Linked DNA regions of Homo sapiens: region 2 is linked to region 1. A link is an interaction called in ENCODE POLR2A ChIA-PET data of the cell type or tissue named here. Cell type or tissue: PC-3. All regions are shown on one strand. Links, peaks and the distances in the headings refer to the core of each region. The heading gives the core; the rest is flanking DNA. Region 1 overlaps LINC02257 (long intergenic non-protein coding RNA 2257). Region 2 overlaps LINC01655 (long intergenic non-protein coding RNA 1655).

Region 1 (10,548 bases), core at 1,749-9,748:
CTAATGTCACTATTTGCTTCTTTCTTTAATTGATTTCTAGCTCCCACTGTTTTCAAGGACCTTAGCTTAAACCCGATTCTTTACATTGCACATCACCTCTTCTCCTCTCCTCTCCTCAGTTACAACAGGAAAATGAAATGTCCCCTCCCTCCTCAGCTGAACAATCATTTATATTCACCTGCTCTATCGAGGCCTAAGAGGAAACCAGCTATGGAGAGAATTCAAAAGTAGAAAGCCCGGTGAAAGGTCTCTCAGGAGTGCGAAGGCCATTTTTTCACTGGTTTGCTCTGCAGAGGAAAATAAAATGGACCTGAAACAATTACTCTGAAAAATGATTTGGGGGTGGGCAAAAGAATCTCATTCAATATTTGTGTGTGTGTGTGTGTGTGTGTGTGTGTGTGTGTGTGTGGTTTTTTTTTTACCTATGGGAGACCAAGATGCCTTAAGTCTGTAGCTTCTCTTCAATGCAGGTAAATTGTGTGCCCCAAGCCCACTAGTGGCTAAACTAATAAATTGATCTAGTATTAGTTTAGTCAAAGAGTTGTCAAAATGAATGAAAGACTCCGGGCTGTTTCTTTCTACCTAACATGGCTCTATCTTGCTCAGTTTTATTTGGGGTTCTTAGTGTGGGGGCACACAGAGGAAGCAGATGGGGAACCTGTCAAAGCTTAACTCTCTGCCATTGAACTACTGAGGAATTAAAAAGTAACTATAACTAGTAGCCTCACCAAATGAAAGGCTGTGCTAAGATCACCGTGAACATTATGAATGGCACTGAAGCTCCATATAGGTTAATGAGAAGGAGTAGTGAAAACAGTCAATGATAAGAAGTTCCATTCACTTTACCATCCTTCTCTGAAAAACTCCTCAGGGGTGGGACATGGTCTGAAAGGTAAGTATGAGGACACATGAGTCACTTAGTGATTTTCCTGAAGTAGACAGCACCACGAGTAGGTGGGCTTAGCTGAGAAGGGTTGAGGGGACAGACAGCCCACCATACCCATTTGCCCCATGAAGCACGTTGCAAATCTTCTCTGCAGTCTTCTGTGTCAATATTTATCTCCTATAAACAACTGCTCAAATGTTCTGAATGGTGGGGGAGAATGTTTACAAGAAGGGGTTGTTCTGTGTGAAGGCACCTCCTTCCCCTGGTCCCAGCAGGCTGTGACGTGAGTTTGGGCTACTCCTGGTTACCAGTCATTCTCCTCTCTGTGCAAGACAAGGAACAAAGAAAGAGCAGGTGTGCAGTGGAGTTGGGGATGTTGAAGAGTGTTGAGCATAACCGCTGGACTTTTCTGTCATTCTGAGAGCTTTCCTGAGAAAAAGAATGTCCATGTATATCATAAGCTTGAAATAATAGACTGACGGGGGAGAGATGTATGGCATGAGTAGCAGGGCATATGGTTGGGGACTCTATACGACTAGTGGGGTAGATTTCCAAGTAGTGCTCATTTCCTTCAGGTCTCTGCTCAAAGGTCACCTTATCTGTTTCACATGAAATAGCCTCCATCCACTTCTCCATTGACACTCCCCACCCACTTTACCTTGGGTATAGTACTCTGACATTCTCATCACCACCTGACATAACCATGCATTCACTTGTCCATCTGCTTCCTCCAGCCAGGGCATAAGCCTCAAGAGAATCAAGACTGCTGTGTTCATTGCTTCATAATCAGCACCCAAGACAATGCCTGGAACATAGTGGTGTTCAGTAAATATTGCTGACGGAGGAGTAAATCTGTTGTATCTGTTTAGTTTTTACACAAGACTCCTGGGAAGAGAAAAGCATGCCAAGCATCAACTTTAGAATAGTTTAATCTTCTCATTTTACAGACAAGAAAACTGAGGCTGAAACAGGTCATGGCTTATGCCAAGTCTGGCTGATGCAGAGAATGAGGCTGAGGCTCCATGGTCCACGAGCAGCCTGTCCTCAAGAGCATAGACAATTTTGCTGAGCACATCTGACATATGACAGGGTGATGGAGAGGAGCTGGAAGGACATTTCCTGGGCACGCCTGAGACATTCCCCAAATGAAAAGGAGAAAATTGAATCCAGAGACACTGAACAAATGGGAAAAGAAGGAACGACCATGCCCCTGTCTGACAGGCTGCCCGCCTGGGGATGGCAACGGGAGAAAGCAGATGGCTGCGCTGGCACACAGCAGCTGGCTGGAGCAGTACAAATTGAGCACCCTTGGTGAATATCATTAGGGTAAGTGGTGCACTAAAACACCTAGAGGAAGAACAAGCAAGCAGAACACACACACACACACACACACACAGACACACACACACACACACACACATGCATTTTTAAATTTTCAGTTTATTCTTTCAATTTCCCTTCACTACAAGGTAGGCTCCATGAAGACAGGGCCTTTGTCTGTCTTAATAATTATTAGTTGGATACATGAAAAGATGAATGAATTAATTATTAAGCATCTCCCATAACAGACATAGTGCTAAGCATAGAGGATGGTTTCTGCATCAGGAGGAATCACAAGGGGAAATAAATAAGACCTTCAACTACCAAGTGGTGTGTTTAGTGTTATGAAGGAGCTGAAAGGGTCCCAGAAGAAGCTAGGCTTTGGGGGTCAGGAGGTCTCAAGAAACGCACCAGGTGGTGGTTGAAGATTAGCTCAGGTATTACAAGAAAAGCCTAAATGGATCAGAAGTAGAAGACGGAGAACTGAGAGAATAGCATGTGCTAAAGCCAGAAACAAGAGGGGGCTAGAGGAACTCCAAGCAGCACCATGTCATGTGGAAGGGACATAGCCTTTTGAATTAGACAGACCCAAGTTCAAATTCTAACGCTGCTCCTTACTACCTGAGTATTTTTGAACAATTTACTCTGCTAGACTGATCTTTGGTTTTAAAAATCGGTAACATAGGAAAAATATTGCCAGCATTTCAGGTTCTTCCAAGGATTACATGAGATCGTGTTTTCTATAGAGGATGACATGGTTGAGATCAGGAATTGCTGGCTGCTACTCTAGTGTGGAATCGGGGAAAGGTGGCCTGAACCAGCAGGCAGGGGTCAATTCATCTGTGGCTTGAGGGTCCCAGGAGAATTTTGTACTTTGACCAGGAGGCATGAGGAGTAGTTGCAGGGTTTTAAATAAAGGGATTATGAGAGTGCAGGCAATGAGAGTTTTTAGTAGTCACTCACAATAATCCTGGAAGGAAATAAAGGTCTCTCCAAGGAAGATGCAATGGGAATGAAGAGGAGAGGATGCACATAGGATACACAGGAGGAAGAACTGATAGGACTTTATTACTTATGGGTCCTATGAAAGGAAGAGACATCTAGAACTATTTCTACTCATACTTCTTAGTAAGCTCTTCAGATGAGAGTCAGAACCAAACTCTTTTTTAACAGCGGGCAATAAAATAAGTACAGGATCCAGAGTAAAGGTTTACAATGTTTTATAGAAAGATATTTTAATTTGAATTTTATGAAAGTATCAATCTGCAATAGATTCCTCATTTTAGTTGAAGAACCATTGGTTTACAACAGTGCTGTCCAATGCAAGCCACGTATGTAATAGGTGACATTTATGTTAATATTATTTTTTATTTAACCTTATATATCCAAAGTATTTTCATTTTGTGATAGTTAATATTGAGTGTCAACTTGATTGGATTGAAGGATGCAAAGTATTGTTCCTGGGTGTGTCTGTGAGGGTGTTGCCAAAGGAGATGAACATTTGAGTCAGTGGGCTGGGAGAGGCAGATCCACCTTCAACTGGGTAGGCACAATATAATCAGCTGCCAGTGCAGTAGGATAAAAGCAGGCAGAAGAACGTGGAAAGACCAGACTGACTGAATCTTCCAGCCTTCATCTATCTCACATGCTGGATGCTTCCTGCCCTTGAACATCAGACTCCAAGTTCTTCAGTTTTTGGACTCTTGGACTTACACAAGTGGTTTGCCAGAGGCTCTCAGGCCTTCGGCTGCAGACTGAAGCCTGCACTGTTGGCTTCCCTACTTTCGAGGTTTTGGGACTCAGACTGGCTTCCTTGCTCCTCAGCTTGCAGAAGCCTATTGTGGGATTTCACCTTGTGACCATGTGAGTCAATAACCCTTAATAAACTCCATTTCATATGTACATGTATCCTATCAGTTCTGTTCCTCTAGAGAACCCTGGCTAATACACATTTCAACATGCAATCAATATAAAAATATTAATGAGGCCAGGTGCAGTGACTCACGCCTGTAATCCTAACACTTTGGGAGGCCAAGACAGCCAGATCATGAGATCAGGAGTTCGAGACCAGCCTAGCCAACAGAGTGAAACCCAGTCTCTACTAAAAATACAAAAAATTAGCTGAGCGTGGTGGTGGGTACCTGCAATCCCAGCAAATCAGGAGGCTGAAGCAGGAGAATCACTTGAACCCAAGAGGCAGAGGTTGCAGTGAGTCGGCTTGCACCACTGCATTCCAGCCAGGATGACAGTGCGAGACTCCACCTAAAAAAAAAAAAAAAAAAAAAAAAATATATATATATATATATATATATATATATATATATGAGATATATTGCATTTTTGTAATAAAAATCCAGGGTATATTTTACAATTATAACATAGCTAAATTTGTAGTAGCCACATTTTAAGATCTCAGTAGCCACATGTGCCTAATGGCTATAGTGCTTAGTGACACAGCTATAGTGCTGAGGTGGATGGTCACAGGTGATTGAGTGGATGGTCATACTTTAACCACCTCTTAGAAGAAGCACAGCGTTAGAGGGAAATGCTTGTTCCCCACTCTCCTAATTTTGCTTCAGAGAGATTTATTCTAAACATACCAAGCCTCTTGCTTTACCCCTTACTCCTCGCCTAGAAAAGTAGAGTGAATTTCCTATGGATAGTTTTGGGAAAATAAGCCAGGCATGTCCATCTAAGCAACTCCATCCTTCTCCTTTAAAAAGCCAGCCTGACGTGGTAAACAAGGGACCTGTGCTTCTCCTCTTGGGTACCCCCTCCATGTGGGAAGGCCTGCCGTGGCCTGGCACAGCCTTGATCCACAAGGTAAATTCTCCTAGTTCTGAGGTTGTGCCTGCAAGCTCCTTTGACACAAAAGTCATATTATCCAAATTATTCTTTATCATTCATAAAGACAATTCTCAGCCTCCAGCTCTGTCTGCATTAGCAGAGGCTGCTCCTAGGGACAGGTGTAGAAGAACAGGGTCTCTGCAAAGGCATGGGCATCTCAGGAGAGGATTTTTGAGGTGCTGGTGGCTATAGCTTGACATTAAATTAGCAAATGGCCTAAGTACACATGTGTGACCCATGCAGAGACTGAGCAGATGCTGGCAGGCCACAGAGTCCTTAGTAAGCACAGCTGTGGTAAGGATTCTATTATAGAAAAAATAAAATTTTCTTTCTGCCATTGTTTTAGACTTCAGGGAAGGTACAATACTTGCTGTTTTTAAACTTCAAAAGAGTTGAGATCCACGTGTATCTCAGAAAACTAGGGAAGTAAATTGTTAATGTCAAAATTGTCAACAGTGTATTAGCTGCCCCAAACTCCATTGTATATCCTTAAGAAGAGAATGATGGCATAACTAATCTTGGGGTTTAGTTGTTTTGCTCTCAAACTCAAGAATGAGCCACCACCAAATGTTCTCAAGCTAGTTCATGATTACTTAAGAACATACGGTGGAGACAGCTTCTTAACCTTCAGCAGCTCCACAGTCATATTGGTGTAGGATTGTATAACACCTGTAAAAAAGAGAATGTGGTTTCTCTGCAACTAAATATATTCCATGCTCAACTTGTTCGGTTCAGAACTGAAGAAGTAGGTCTGTATAATTCTGGGGCTCATCTGTCACTCACACAAAATAGTGCCCTCCAATTTAGCATTTCTAAGCAATTATGGTGATATTTTGGCTTCCAACTAATTATTTTTCATTTCACATTTTCTACATAAAGCTCTGAAAAAAATAAAAGTTTCGTTTTGGAGATACATATATATATATATGTATATATATGTATACATATATATGTATATATATGTGTATATATATGTGTATATATATATGTATATATATATATATGTGTGTGTATGTATATATATATATATATACATATATATATATATATATATATATAGTTTTTTGTTTTTTTTTTTTTTGAGTCGGAGTTTTGCTCTTGTTGCCCAGGCTGGAGTACAATGTCGTGATCTCGGCTCACCACAACCTCTGCCTCCCGGGTTCAAGCGATTCTTCTGCCTCAGCCTCCTGAGCAGTTGGGACTACAGGCATGCACCACCACGCCCAGCTAATTTTGTATTTTTAGTAGAGATGGGGTTTCTCCATGTTGGTCAGGCTGGTCTCGAACTCCCGACCTCAGGTGATCTGCCTGCCTTGGCTTCCCCAAGTGCTGGGATTACAGGCATGAGCCACCGCTCCCAGCCCTGGATATATATTTTTAAACGCCAGAGAAATATCAAATCATTCTACAGGTAATTGACTACATTGTCTAAAGATATTAAAATTAATTTGAGTAGAGATGAAGATGTGGAAGTAATCAGAATGCACACACACACACACACACACACACACACACGTATATATATGATGTTTGAAGACATAGATATAAGAAGTCCCCCAAGAAGCTTTTAAGAGAAGAGAGGGGGGTAAGAGCTGAACTCTGAAGAATACTAACATTTGAGGGATATACAAAGAAAGGAAGGAAACTAAGAAATTTCCAGAAGAAAGTAAGAATATGATGTTTCTATGGATGAAGACAGAAAGAATGTTTTAAGAAGGGAATGGCTGACTGAGTGTAAATAATATTTATAATCTTATTCATTCAACAAATATTTATTGAGTATCTATTATAGGCAGAGACTATTCTAAGCACTGGCAATTCAACAGTGAATAAGACAATATCTTTTCCCTCATGGAGTTTGTGATCTAGTGTAAATTCACACAGACAAAGTAAGATAAGAAAGGACTGAAAGTGATCCATTGGGTTTGACCATTTATTAATTATTAGGGACTTCAGTAAAAGGAAATTCAATGGTGTAGAGGGATAACAGCAGACAGGAGTGGGTTTATAAGTCCATGGAGCTGGGCAGTAATGAGACAGGGTGGTAGCTGGACAATGTGCAGTCCATAGTGGGTGATGGCTATGGAGAATATTCAAGGGAGGAAGGTAGGAAGAGCCAGCAGAGACAGAAACAAAAGACCAAAGGAAGAAGATACAAAGTGATCTGTCACTGATAAACAATGCATGAGTAAATACAATAAATCCTCAACTAATGTCATAGATAGGCTCCTAGAAACTGCTACTTTAAATAGAACAACATAAAATAAAACCAATTTTACCATAGGAGAATTAATATAAACAAGAGTTCAGTTCTTAAGGCATATTTCTTGTCACAAAAACATCACCAAACTTCTAAATAAAGGCCAAAACACTTCTAATATTAAACATTGAAATAAATGTGAGCTATACATACATTAAAGAGAGATTAATGAAAACAAGATAATCATTTACGCACTTATTTCAGCTCAGGGTTGCAGGTGGTTGGAGCCTATCCCAGCACTCAGGATGCAAGGCAAAAACCCACCATGGCCAGGCCACCATTCCATCACAGAACACAGGCACACACGCAACCACGCTCACTCACACTGGGACCATTGAGATACCCCAAGGAACTTAGCAGGCGCAGCGCTGAGATGTGGGAGGAAATCAGAGTACCCAATGAAACTCACAAAGCCACAGGAAAATGTGCAAACTCCACACAAACAGTGGCCCTGGCTAGGAACCAATTTTGTTTTCTCACCAACCAAATTGGCATTGATAAGACGCAGGAGAATACTCCTTGATCATAAGGATCTCCCAGGCTAGCATAACAACTGAATGAGTGACTCAAATGCTGATCATCATGTATGGAATGAGACATGGTTCTAAGCACATACAGGGAATATCCCGTGTAATCTTCCCAGCACACCATGCAGGAAGGACAATTATTGTTCCCCTTTGACAGGTGAAGCCACTGAGGGATAGAAAGGTAAAGCACCTGGCCCAGGACAAGCTGGTAAATGACAGAGCCAGAAATAACAACAAGACAGGCCACAAGTCCAGAGCCTGAGCTCTTACCCACAGAGCTTAACCTCATTTGCTTTTGTTTATCCCCATGCCATATTTTCACTGAAATTTTCTGATGAGGTGTCAACATCATTTATGTCCCCCAGAGTCAAGCCTTTGGTGCATCTGAAAAGTGAATTCATTTTTTTTTTTTGTTTTTTGACAGAGTCTTACTCTATAGCCCAGGCTGGAGTGCAGTGGCACGATCTCAGCTCACTGCAACCTCCATCTCCCAGGTTCAGGAGATTCTCCTGCCTCAGCCTCCTGAGTAGCTTAGATTATAGGTGCATACCACCAGGCCCAGCTAATTTTTATTTTTTATGTTTTGTATTTTTAGTAGAGAAATGTTGGCCAGGCTGATCTTGAACTCCTGACCTCAAGTGATCCACCTGCCTCTGCCTCCCAAAGTGTTGGGATTACAGGCATGAGCCACCGTGCCCTGGCCTGAAAGGTGAGTTCAAAATGAATGTTTTTCTTATGTTAGCAAACTCAAGAGTGACAAAGAAATCACCTGCTTCAAGAAAATTAACATAAGCTTGTAATCCCAATGCTTTGGGAGGCCAAGGTGGATCACTTGATGCCAGGAGTTTAAGATCAGCCTAGGCAACATAGCAAGACCCTGTCTCTATAAAAAAAAAAAAAAAAAAAATTTTAAATAAAATGAGAGGAGATGATAAACACTTGACCTTCTGTGGATTATTGTTGACCTGAGGGCTGGGTCACGGCAAGCTCATCTTTGCTTTCCACAACCTTGACAATCATGGAAGACTCTTGTAATTTTTTTCAAACAGGAAGTCTCTCAACACCTTCAGAACATTATCTGTGACTCTCACTTTACCTGACTCCAAAAGAAAATGGGTAGGTTAGAAAGAGAGACACACTTTAAAGCAAACCATGGAAAACATATGGAACTAGGACTGAGTGGAAAATTTTAAAGGTGTTTTATTCTCCAGAGATCATCAAATATAAGAAGAAAATAAAAATAAAGTAATGAACACACAAAAGGTTTGCAAACAATTAAGAAACATGCCAAATTCTTAGATGAGCAAGTCTAAAAATAATAATATATAATAACACATTCCATTAAGGCAATCCCAATAAATCTCACTAACACTTTGTTTTAAATTGATAAAATAATTCTAAAGTTAATCTCAGGAAAAATATATAAAAAGACAATAATGGTGGAGATTAGAAGAAGAGACACTTATTCTATCACGTAAGAAGCTGGGCTATAATGAAGCTACAATAACTGAAATCTGGTTCTGGGGCAGAACAAGACTGGCAGATCCATGAGACAGACACAGATAGAAGAATTTAGCATATGGTTAAGTTGTGATTTTAAATCAGTAGGAAAATGCTAAATTATACAATAAATCATGTTGGGTCAACTGGCTAGCAGTTTGAATAAAATGTAATTTAGATTCTTACCATGTATCTTATTCTAAAATAAATTCAGATGGATTAAATATTTAAATATAAATCAAGCACAGGAAAACACTAGAAGAAAATTTAAGTGGATATTTTTATAATTCTGAAATGGAAATATTTTCTCATCATGCCACCAAAACAAGAAACCATGAAGGCTAAATTTGAATACATAAGAATTCAAAACGTTTATGTGGCAAACTCACTATAACCCAAATTAAAAGAAAAATAAATTAATAAAACATATAACATGGCCTCTTTTGACAGAGTGCTGAGAAAAATGAGATGTCCGTGCTTCTGAGGAATAAAGTGTGGTTTCAATAATTCATGCAAGAAACATTTATTGAGCTGCTCTGAGTCAGGAACTCTTCTACGTGGCAAGGATACAGCTAAGCAGGGAGATGAGGTCCCTGATGTTACTGAGCTTAAAAACCATTTTTAATGTCATGGAGGAGTACTATGATGAAAATAAAGAGAGTGTTAGGGGCTCGTGAGGAGCTGGAGGTCAAAGAAGTTCGTTTTGAAGAGGCGACTGTTAACCTAAGGCCAGAAGGATAAGAAAGAGCAGCCTGGCAGAGATCTGGGGTGAGTGCTTTCCAAGTGGGGGAAATAGCCAGTGTAAGGTCATGAGGTAGGAAGAACCTGGCCTGTTGGAGAGATGAGAAAAAGCCAGGCAGCCAGAGAATGCAAGGCAGAAGGGAGTGTCATACAGGAAGAGACCGAGGAATTGGTGCAGGCTGTGGATCATGCACACCTTCCTAAGCCAGCGTTACCTTTTACTCTGAATATGAGAGTAGCCACTGCACCCTTTAAGCAGGTGACTGGCTTCTGGCTCCCTGAAGGAAGAAGCTGCTACTTCTACTTGCTTAGCAATTTCCAACCTTAGCCTACCTTAGCCATTTGCACATGGTGAGGCTCTAGGCATGTACCCCTCAAATCTAAATTACAGCACAAGGTAAATCCATTCAAAACCTCAGAATGGGAATGCAAGTATTCAGAGGTATTAATGTAGTATATAAAGAATC
Region 2 (10,548 bases), core at 1,427-9,426, 90 kb before region 1:
AGTCATCAGGAGTCCCCTGACTGCCCAGTGCCCAGTGATGGGCAGCTTTGACTTGCACTGAGTAGAGGATGGAAGGGAGGTGACCCACAGAGGTTGACTGTTTACCCAGTCTCCATCATGGGGATTTTCTTGGCCACACTCTGCTAAAACTGACTCATGAAGAAGACAGCAAGCCAACAGTTCATGGGAGGTAGAACTGTTTCTATTGTTCACATGTCATTTGGCTCAGCTGAATCATCTCCTCCACAACTCAGAAAGGAAGGTGCTTCCATCAACACCTTCTTCATTTGGGGGAAGGGATGGAGTGGGAATTTTCAGGACCTACCTCATTCCTATACCTTTCCCACTCCAAAGAGAGAAGAATGACTTTGGTTATCAGACACACTGGCTATTCCTCTACTGGGCAGGGTAAAAACTCAAGGTCACTCACTTCTCCTACATGCTCCCCCATTTCCTGATTCTTCTTGAACTAGCCTTTATTTCAGAGCAATGGGTCAGTCTCTGTGGGTCAACCCCTTGGTGGGACCACCTCAGAGCAGGGAGGACTGATCTCCAGCTTCTCAGCCTGGGACTGGGTGGATAAGTCCACCTTGTAGGGAAGACTTGGCTCTCTATAATTCTGAGTGGGAGGTCAGAAACCCAGCTATATTCTCTAGTCTTCTAATTGTTACAGAAAGTCAAACAGAACTAATGTTGCAATCCTCATTTAACAATATGTGTATCTTTTATCAACCAGAATCCTCAAGGAGAAGCAAGGTGGGCATTAGGATCTGGGACCAGCCCTCCTCCCCAGCAACTCCCTCACTCTCAATTCCCAAGAAGTTCTGAGGCTGACACTTTCCCATACATTCTTCTCTTGTGCCAGGATTTATCAGGAGGTGTGGAGGTTTGTTGGGAGCAGGACAGTGTAGGCAGGAAAGGGACTGAGACTTGGCACTAGACATGCCCTTCAGAGTGGGACAGGCCAAGCTAACAGGAGAGGTTGGAGAAGGCACAGGTGCAAGGAGTTCAGCCTTCCACATAGCGATTCAGCTAAGTAGCTGGCACCAGGTGCTCCAAGTGGAATTGCAAATTATGCCAAAACATGAGCAGGGCCCACTGAAAATTGGGGGCAGGTAATTTTTGGAATTCAGGGCAGGGTGCCAGCCTCTGGCAGATTTGTTCCCCAGAAATCCAGACCCCAACACTAAACTAAGATACAGAGCTAAAGACTCCCCTGATCTTAACCTCAGATAAGGAGAGAGGTACTGATATGGACAAGAGACAGGGAAATACTGGGTAGAAGAAGGCAGTTCCCTGGCAAAGGCCCCACCCTCAAGCCTGGAAACCCATGGCCCTAAATAGAAACAGGCATTTCTCTTTTTGCACCCAAATGTTGCCTTCTGGCCCACCATGCCCCACTATCTCATACCCATATAAACCCCAAATCCCATGCTCCACAAGTAGATGAGCAGAGGCAGAAAAGTGGGCCTGGCAGAGAAGGAGAGAAAAGAAGGAATATCTGAACATCAAGAGGAGTTCATCTGGGGATGGTTGGAGAGGAGACTGGCTGCAGGACAGCCAAACTCCAGGTGAAGATCATTCTTCCTACTTCATCCCCTCTTCAGCTCCCCATCCCTCCAGCTGAGAGCCATCTCCATCTGACAACAAAGTCCCCTGCATTTGCCAACCTTCAATTCGTCCATGTGACCTAATTCGTCCTGGATACTGAACAAGGACTCAGGTACCAAGAGGGCACTGAGCTGGTTAACACTTAAGCCATCTGCAGACAGCAGAGCTAAAAGAGCACTGTAACACACCCACCTGGGCTTTGGGAGTTGCAGGCACCCACCCCTAGATGCTACCATGGAGCCTGAGCCCAAAAGTGCTTGTCCTGGCTCTTGCACCTGCCCGTCTGCATGCTCCCACTCCTATAAGGGAGGTAAGGCAGCTGAACAGACAAGCCACACCCCTGTTGCATGTTCTGTGAGGGGGGTCAGGGAACTCTCCCATTTCAGGAAAATCAAGAGCAAGACAAGATGGTTGAACCAAGGATGAGATGAGAACCAAGGTCGAAAAGTGCAACTCATGGCTGGGCGCGGTGGCTCATGCCTGTAATCCCAGCACTTTGGGAGGCCGAGGTGGGTGGATCACGAGGTCAAGAGTTCGAGACCAGACTGACCAACATGGTGAAACCCTGTCTCTACTAAAAATACAAAAATTAGCTGAGCATGGTGGTGCACGTCTGTAATCCCAGCTACTCAGGAGGCTGAGGCAGGAGAATCGCTTCAACCTGGGAGGCAGAGGTTGCAGTGAGCCGAGATGGCGCCATTGCACTCAAGCCTGGGTGACAGAGTGAAACTCCATTTTGAAGGAAAGAAAGAAAGAAGAAAGAAAGAGAAAGAAAGAAAAGAAAGAAAGAAAGAAAGAAAGGAAGAAAGAAAGAAAGAAGGAAGGAAGGAAGGAAAAAGGAAAAGAAAGAAAGAGAGAGAGAGAAAGAAAGAGAAAGAAAGAAAGAAGGAAAGAAAGAAAGAAAGAAAGAAAGAAAGAAAGAAAGAAAGAAAGAAAGAAAGAAAGAAAGAAAGAAAGAAAAGAGAGGGAGGGAGGGAGGAAGGAAGAAAGAGAGAAAGAAAGAAGGAAAAGTGCAACACTCTTCAGTGTTTCCCAGGAAGAAGTTTGGGTATAGGAGTTTTGTAATTACAGTGGGAATGTTATTCGACTAGAGAGTTGCAACCCAGGGGTGGGGGCGGAAGCCCACTGAGGACCCCTAGGCCAAATCAAGAGTGAGGGTGACTCAGGTGACACACAGGGAGCCCAGTGGTCAGCTGGTTCAACCTAATCTGGAGAATGACTCAACACCAGGATGCCACTGCTGTTGGGGGAGGAGGAGGAAGTGCTAAACCCGCTTCAATATTTCCTGTCTTAAGCCCACATTGTTCTGGGGATTGAGATCTGAAGTTGAGGGGTTGGGGGTCAGTGAATCTGGCTATAGACATTGTAGATCTGCAGATGGAGGGCATGAAACAGGCTGAAACTGCTGCAATATGTACTCACCCTGAGGGCCTGAGGACCTAGATGATCATCTTAATTTAGATTGCTCCTTGGCCCACACAGACATGATAGTGCCTGCAGACAGTGGCTCTGGCACTGGCACCCATGGTAGCAGTTGGCCTCATTGTGATGGGAAAGCCTCCAGCTCCCTCCAAGATGCAGTTAGGGTTTCTGGTCTCATTCTTGGAAGAGTTTTGTTGGATGAATTAAACTGGAATCATCTTCCTTTCCCAGGAAACTGTTGTCTCTTTTGTCTGCTCTGCCTCTGGGTGAAATCTGTAGTCCTTACTTGCTGCTATTTTCTACCATCCTAATAATAGCTCATTGTTAGGCAGACATGACGCAAATACATTTCTCACTATCTTGGGAGATTTGGGGGGGGGGTCTTACCTTCTTATTTAAGTTCTTTGTTTAATTATTTAATTCTTTTCTTTTCTTTTTTTTTTTTTTTTAGTTTGTTCTCTTTGTTTGCCCTTAGTTGGTAAAGAAGACAAGTTGTTGATGAAGGAAACTGGCAAAATATCAGTACATCTTGAGTTCTTTGGTGATCTGCCTTTTCCAGAATCTTCTGATCTGTCCCTACACCTGCACAAAAAGTGCTTCATGCAATGAAACAGTCCTTACTGGGTGTCATAAGTGAGCTTACTAAATTTGGTGTGTGCCATCAATAACCCCTCACCTTTCCATTTGGGGTAGCATCTACCATCACCTCTTTTTTTTTTTTTTTAACTATCTTGTCTTGCCCTAGAACAGGTAGGAACATCTTATATTCAACAGTTTATCTTCATAGGTGCAGAACAAAGACAGAGATAGAAGTCATCCCTCTGCTCACCTGAGACAAATGCATATTTGACTTGCATTCAGAATCAGGCACATCCACCCCTGACCCTCTGCTGGGAGCATTTTTTATTTAAGATGTTTTTGGTTCATCTCTTGAACCTCCTCTCTACCTCCATTTATCCCTGAGTCCCACTCATACCCCTCTTCTTTATTACTCCCTAGAAAGGAAGTAGAAAGGCAAAAGACTTTTGTCACTGAGTCACTGAAAGAAAGAAACTTGATAATCTGGGAATTGAGGGAAGCCAAGGAAACACATCCTCAACCCTTAAGGTGAAGCTCCCAGTAGTCACCATTCCAAGAATGTGGGACCTCAAACTCAAGCACCTTTCTTGAGATAGAGTTAATAATGAAATCTGTGATTGGGAATGCATGTGTTTCTTTGTCTATCTCAACATTTTTTCAAGACCATTTTTGTAGCCATCCACAGCTGTTTTGCAGGTACAAAGAAAGGGGTCCTACTTCCCAGGCTATGGCTGTGAAAAGAAGATAAAATTTCAGGACCCCAAACTCACTATGCCAAAGGGGAAAAAAAAAGCTTGAGTCACCCAAAACTGCCTTTCATTTTGTTCCTAAATAGATAGCTACAAAGGTAGAAGGTTACAGGCCTCCCCAGGGGCCCTCCCTCACAATTCACTCACAAGAAAATTCTCTGTGCACCCCAAGATCTTTACCCTAAAACAGAGTTCTGTTGAATTTCACCCTGATAATGTAAATCAACAGCTTATCTTCATAGGTACAGAACAAAGACAGGATTAGAAGTCATCCCTCTGCTCACCTGAGACAAATACATATTTGAATGCTTCCTTTACTCTATGTTTACTTTATTTTACCTAAAAATGCAGATTCATTGAGCTGGAGCCAATGCATAGTTGACTATTCCTCTGTCCCCTCTTTTCACATTTAAAATGTGGATTCAGTGAACACGGATCTAGCTTCAAAAGAATGCCATTGCTTGCCTCTTTTATGTATTCTTCCCTTTTTATTTTTTCTTTCCTCTTTCCCCAACTGCTTACTCTTTCCCCTTTAAACGTTGAAGACCCCAAACCCTCTTTGGAAAAAGCACAAATCACAGGTGTTCCTTTTTCCTGGGTGCGTCCTCAACCTTGGCAGAATAAATCTCTAGATTGATTGAGTCACCTCAGCCATTTTCTTTGGTTTCACATGGCCAAAGCCTACCTTCCCTCTGTGGCCTTCCTTTGGTCATTAAGGATATTCTTTCTGCCATCAGGTAGGCAGGTGGTGCTACCTCAACCAGTGCCCATCTTCACATGGGCACCTCTGCACCTTACTCTGAGATGTGGTTGCCACTAAGCAAATAGGTATCCATTTGACTTTCAACTCTTTTTTTTAAATTAACATTGGCATTTTTAATTTGCTTTTTTCATTGACAAATAAAAAACAATATACATGTATGGGGTACAACATATATACATTATAGAACGGGGAAATGAAGCTAATTAACATACATTTTACCTCACACACATCATTTCCTGTGGCAAAAACACTTAAAACCTACTCAGTAATTTTCAAGTACACAATACATTGTGGTTAGCCACCATGTTGTACAATAGATCTCTTAAACTTATTCCTCCTATCTGGAATTCAGTATCCTTTAAACAATAGCTCCCTAATTCTCCCTAATTTTCAACCTCCTTTGTTCACAATGTCTTCAATTCTTCCTCCCAACCAGAAGGCTCTCCCCTCTCCATCCCTACAATCCAAATTCTCTGTATGATTCAGGGTTCAAAAGAGGTTCCAATCGTGCCGTGAGACTCCTCCCCCCACTCTGGTTCTTGCTGGTAGCTGTTTTAATTCTGTTCTCTAGCACTTGTTACAGTGATTCATATCCTGGATACGCATGTGAATCGCCTGTGGACTGTTTAAAAATGTAGACTCTGACTAGACAGACCTAATCAGAATCTCTGTGTGTGAACTGCAGGCATCTGTAGTTTTTACAAAGCTTCTAATGCACAGTGAGGGTATGAGAAAAACAGATAATATGTAAATGACTAATTTTAGTGTTTAACCATACCATGCCTGTTGCTACTTACCTGTCTTTTGAATATGTGCTTTTAACTTCTAGAAGACAGAAACCATATATTACTTTTTTTTTTTTGGTACACTACCCTTTCTTCCTACACCTAACCCACTCTTAGATCCAGGGCTGAGATGTTTCAATGAATATTTTGATATACATTTCTGCACATAGTAAAATCACCGAAGGGTTCAACAAACATTTTTGAATTATTTCACTGTGCCAGGCACTGGATCTAGGAAGATGAAAGCAACATGAGTCCTTTTAGACTAGAATCCATAGCTAACAGGTAAATGTTGTTGAGACTGTCATTTGGTTGTTGGGACACATATGGGGTCAAGAAAGCTTTGCTATGATTAAAATAATTGACTTTTGAAAGAGAATAGTGGAGGATGGAAGGAGCCTCTGGGTTTGCAAAGGATGAAGGTTTCAGAGTATTTTGAGGAGGTTCTACTATTTGTGCCATCATACATTCCACACCTTCCTATGCTGTGCAACAAGCAGGGAGAGGTTGTAAACCGAATACCTGCACATCTCCCTCCAAATGGCCACTCACTGGAAAAATAATCTATGGCTTTCCTGCTAAAGGAACATAGCGGGTGCATGAGGCTTATAAGAGAGAGCACATGCTATGGCATAAACATGGGCTGCATTCAGGTGTCCGTGGATGGTGTGTGTGCAAGTTCAGCTCTGCAGCTTTCTGCAGGCTGCTGGTATCTCCTTGTCCCATCCCTCAGCTCCTAGGGCTGCCCAGGCAATATTGGGAAAATCATGTGGGGCTTCTCTTAGGTGTCCCACTCTGTCCTTCCCATATCCATCTCCCCTGGAGTATTTTCTCCTTTTATTGCCAGATATCCCCAAAATCTCTCTTCTGTTTAGCAAAAACTTTGTTGTGTGTGTGTGAGTTGGAGTCTTGTTCTGTCACTCAGGCTGCAGTGCAGTTTTGCAATTATAACTCACTGCAGCCTCAAGCTCTTGGGCTCAAGGGATCCTCCCATCTCAGCCTCCCTAGTAGCTAGGACTATGGGCACCCACCACCACGCCCAGCTACTTTTTAAACATTTTTAGAGATGAGGTCTCACTATGTTGCCCAGGCTGGTCCCAAACTCCTAGCCTTGGCTTCCCAAAATGCTGTTATTAGAGGCATGAGCCACCGTGCCCAGCCCTAAAATCAATTCTTGAGAATGGACAGTATAACTAAATTTACAGAAAGGTGTACTTCACGGATAAAGCACTTGGATCTTACCCAATAAATAAGAAAAGTAACATTTATTGAGTTCCTAATGTGTGCCAGGGTCTACTATGTTGACGCATTATTAGCAAATTAAATAGGGAAGATGATTGGAGGGTTGGGGTCTCCTACACCTCAGCACCTGTGACACATAGATGATGGCTTCCTCTTCTTCCTCCTAAGATGAGCCTTGCCTGCTGCTTCGTGAAGGACTACACACTTAGTCTTGATTTCAGATCCCCTTCTGGGCAGATCTCAGAACCTCTCTGTGTTTGCTTTTTTCCTACGAGCAACTAGTTCCTTTTGTTCCCAACTCCTTTTCCAAGAGGCACAAAGTTACTTTCTAAACTAGGCCACTGGTTTAAATAGTAACCCCTAGGAAAGAAGAGTTTCCAATGAGTGCTGCCATCTTGACAAACGGCCTTGATTCCAATGCATCCTTCTACCTATGATCTGCATACATGCAATATCAATCTTAATTTACATGTGATTTCAATCTGTATGCAATATTACTTTGTATATGTAACATCACCCTTTTACATGCAATGTGGCAGCAATCCATTTACTCTAAGGGATCATAATGGTTCCTACCTGATAGTGTTGTAGTGAAGATTTAGTGAAATAATACAGGTAATGAACCTACAACAGGGCCCAGCATAGAGCAAGCACTCCACAAAGGTCCTCACTGTTGTCATCACTTTCCCTTCTGAACAGACTGTTGATAGTGTGATGTTCCTCAGACTACCTTCATTAGCTCCAACCTGCCCAATATCCTCCATCCCTCCCTCTACCCACAGACTCTCCCTTCTTCCTCTTTCCATAGAGTTTCTATCAATGGTAGTGGTGGTGGTAGTAAGAGCAGAAACAGAATTAAGAATAAATGGAAAGGTATTTCATGTTGCCTAGTTAGCCATAACTAATTATAATTGTTTCCTTAGCATCAATAAACATGAAAGACTTCTGGCTGTAAAGGCATGTCAGGCACTGCTCCAGCTGGAGTTTCCAGCCCTCTCCTTGCTTCCTGTCACATATAACTGCAGGCTGCCGCTAGACACTGTGGCTTCTTGTTAGACCTGCTTTGTGTGAACTTTGCTGTCATTGGGAATTTAATCATCTTTCTGAGGCAGGGACCACTGCTTTGTTAATCTGAACCAAGTTGTGATGTCAGAAAGGAAAACTACCAAAGTTTGGTCCCAATGTTATGAATAACTACTTAAGGTGCTCTGTCTCTGTCTAAAGAAAGAAAAACACAGTGATCCTAAATGTAAGTAATTCATCATGACATAAAGAGAATTAAAGGAAAATTAACTTTGTAGCATAAAACAGCAGTGACATATAAACCTACAAAACGAGTAGAAAAGATACTCAGGTTAAAATTATGGGTTTAGAGGAGGTCCATGGAGTGAACTTAAAATAAATGTATAGTTACAGAAAGGGTTGAGAATCTCTCAGGCACTTTAGCCTCTGGCTGTCCTAGACTATGGGATGCTGTTTATGTTCTATGCTAGGACAAAACCAAACAGGCCCACTGGAAGCAAGCCAGGTCACTGGTGATATTCCTAGGCCTGGCTGCAGGAACCTTTGGCGGATACATGCCCTTCCTTTGTTTGGAGAAAAATGTTATCCTCTCTTACCCTCTGCTCTTGACTAAACAGATTCTATACCATCATCCCCTTAGGAAAAATGGGCAGGATCCAATCCCAGTTTTCTGTCTGTGTAATGCAGGCATTAGGAGCCACTGGGCAGCACAGCCTAGCGTTCTCATTTTCTTTTTAATATAATAGCTTTTTTGCAAAGAACGTAAAAGCAGTTGTGCAGCTACATTTGGCTTTAGCAAAAGGAGAAATCTGTGAAAATTTAAAAATCAACACAGAACAAGGGGGACTTTATTTGATTTTTAAAGGATTGTTGTCAAGGTACCTTGTATCTGGGTGGGAAGAAAGAGACTATCAGGTTTAGGCTGAGAGTTACATTTGACTCTGCTTAGTGGGGCTTCTGTCCAATTTCTTAATACCCTGGTGTCAGAGAGACAGGGGCTCCCCTGAGACAATTTCAGGTTTGTTTGGTGCTTTGAGAGGCCAGGCTGGGGAGAGGTTCAAGGAGGTGCCTGTTACCACCAATAAGAACAAGGGATGCATTTCCAGGGGCTTGGTTTGGAGTTGGATGGAGTCTACCTTCCACAGGGACACTGGCTATTTGGGGACAGATATAGGCTACCAAGGTCAAGTGCTTAATCCTCAATCCAACACTTCAATGCTTCTTTCAATAGACCAAATTTCCTCATACTCACCCAAGTACTTCCAGATTTAAGAGGGCACTAACATGTAGTGTTAGTGAACCCAATAATATGTATATTACTATGGATGGATGGAGGAATGTCAATGCCAATAGCTAGTCACAGGACACAAGTTCTTTGCTAGTAGAGTTAGGTGAAAAATAATCTAGGCTCATGAGTGTCAAATGGGCCCAGCTAGTGATTTAGGGTAGGTCATTGGTGAAATGGCAGGTTTGAGGGATTAAGTTCAGTAGATTCAGGATGTTTTCATATTCATGCAGGAAATACATAAGAGGAGAGCACCAGGGATGATTCTAAGTGTTACACATGGCACAACACCCAAGTAAATAGATTGAATTAGTGATTTTAAAACTTCTCACCAAAAAAATTCATGCAGGGGAGTTTCATCTTCTCACAGGCTGCCTGGATTCACCTGAGACAGGGGGCAGGCTGGGAGAGGGCCATTGAGTTTTAGTGGATGGAGTCTATAGCTTCTGATCTGACTCTCCACTGAGGTAGTAGAAGTCTTTGGTGCCCAGGAAATTAGAATGAATGGGAGATGACAAGGTCATTGTTGAGACTGTTTCCTGTGCAGGGATCAAGTTACTTTAGAACCTGGATCTCTCAGAATGAATTGCTCAGGTCTCTGAACCTCAAACCAAATAGATGAGCTTTATATTTAGGCTGCACATTTCAAGATTGAAATCAAAATTGTCATTTTGACTACAGTGTCTCTTACCTGGAGCTATGGCAAACAGGAAGGAAAAAGGTGATATGGGGCTTCACTGGAGCATCTAGAAGAGTAAGAAGAATGACCACTCTCATTTGACACCTTTATAACAGCTGCTGTGTTATGATTAGATACATCAATACGATGAAATATTTCATCTTCTTATGAGGTTCCCAGACTTTTTCAGTTTTGTTAAGAAACAAATAATCAGAATAGTTAAATAACCCTTCCAAAGCAGGTGACAGAGCCAAGATTTGAATCCAGGGTTTAGATACTACAGCCCATCTTCTTCTTCTAGAGCTACCAAGGGATTAATAGCATATCACACCTAGGCGTGCTATGGTGGGAAGCAGAATGCCAGGGGAACGTGTACTTCATTCAAGTCATTGCAAATTAGTTTATTTGGG

Evidence for each region. ChIA-PET counts read pairs that join two places held together with the same protein. Peaks named below come from ENCODE experiments on the same cell type or tissue, not always from the same donor. Only the 100,000 strongest peaks of a DNase experiment are listed, where the experiment ranks them.
Region 2: POLR2A ChIA-PET joins it to region 1 with 13 read pairs; 3 of 35 experiments call an interaction of 5 or more read pairs at or near these places.

Annotation. Positions count from the first base shown.
Region 1 is chr1:221,914,245-221,924,792 of GRCh38, forward strand. It overlaps LINC02257 (long intergenic non-protein coding RNA 2257), which reads right to left. Exons shown (of 4, transcript NR_149057.1): 2 at 4,348-4,468; 3 at 179-287. It overlaps LOC124904517 (a long non-coding RNA gene), which reads left to right. Exons shown (of 3, transcript XR_007066885.1): 3 at 1,834-4,108. Among named protein-coding and RNA genes, the nearest start is that of LINC02474, 47 kb to the right of the region's middle. In PC-3, for the core only: no CTCF peak of the experiment used is centred there; a DNase peak (open chromatin) is centred at 7,857.
Region 2 is chr1:221,824,142-221,834,689 of GRCh38, forward strand. It overlaps LINC01655 (long intergenic non-protein coding RNA 1655), which reads right to left. Exons shown (of 4, transcript NR_125989.1): 3 at 10,151-10,205; 4 at 3,525-3,615. Among named protein-coding and RNA genes, the nearest start is that of LINC01655, 11 kb to the right of the region's middle. In PC-3, for the core only: no CTCF peak of the experiment used is centred there; DNase peaks (open chromatin) are centred at 2,840 and 5,730; H3K4me3 peaks cover 337 bases; H3K27ac peaks cover 2,549 bases.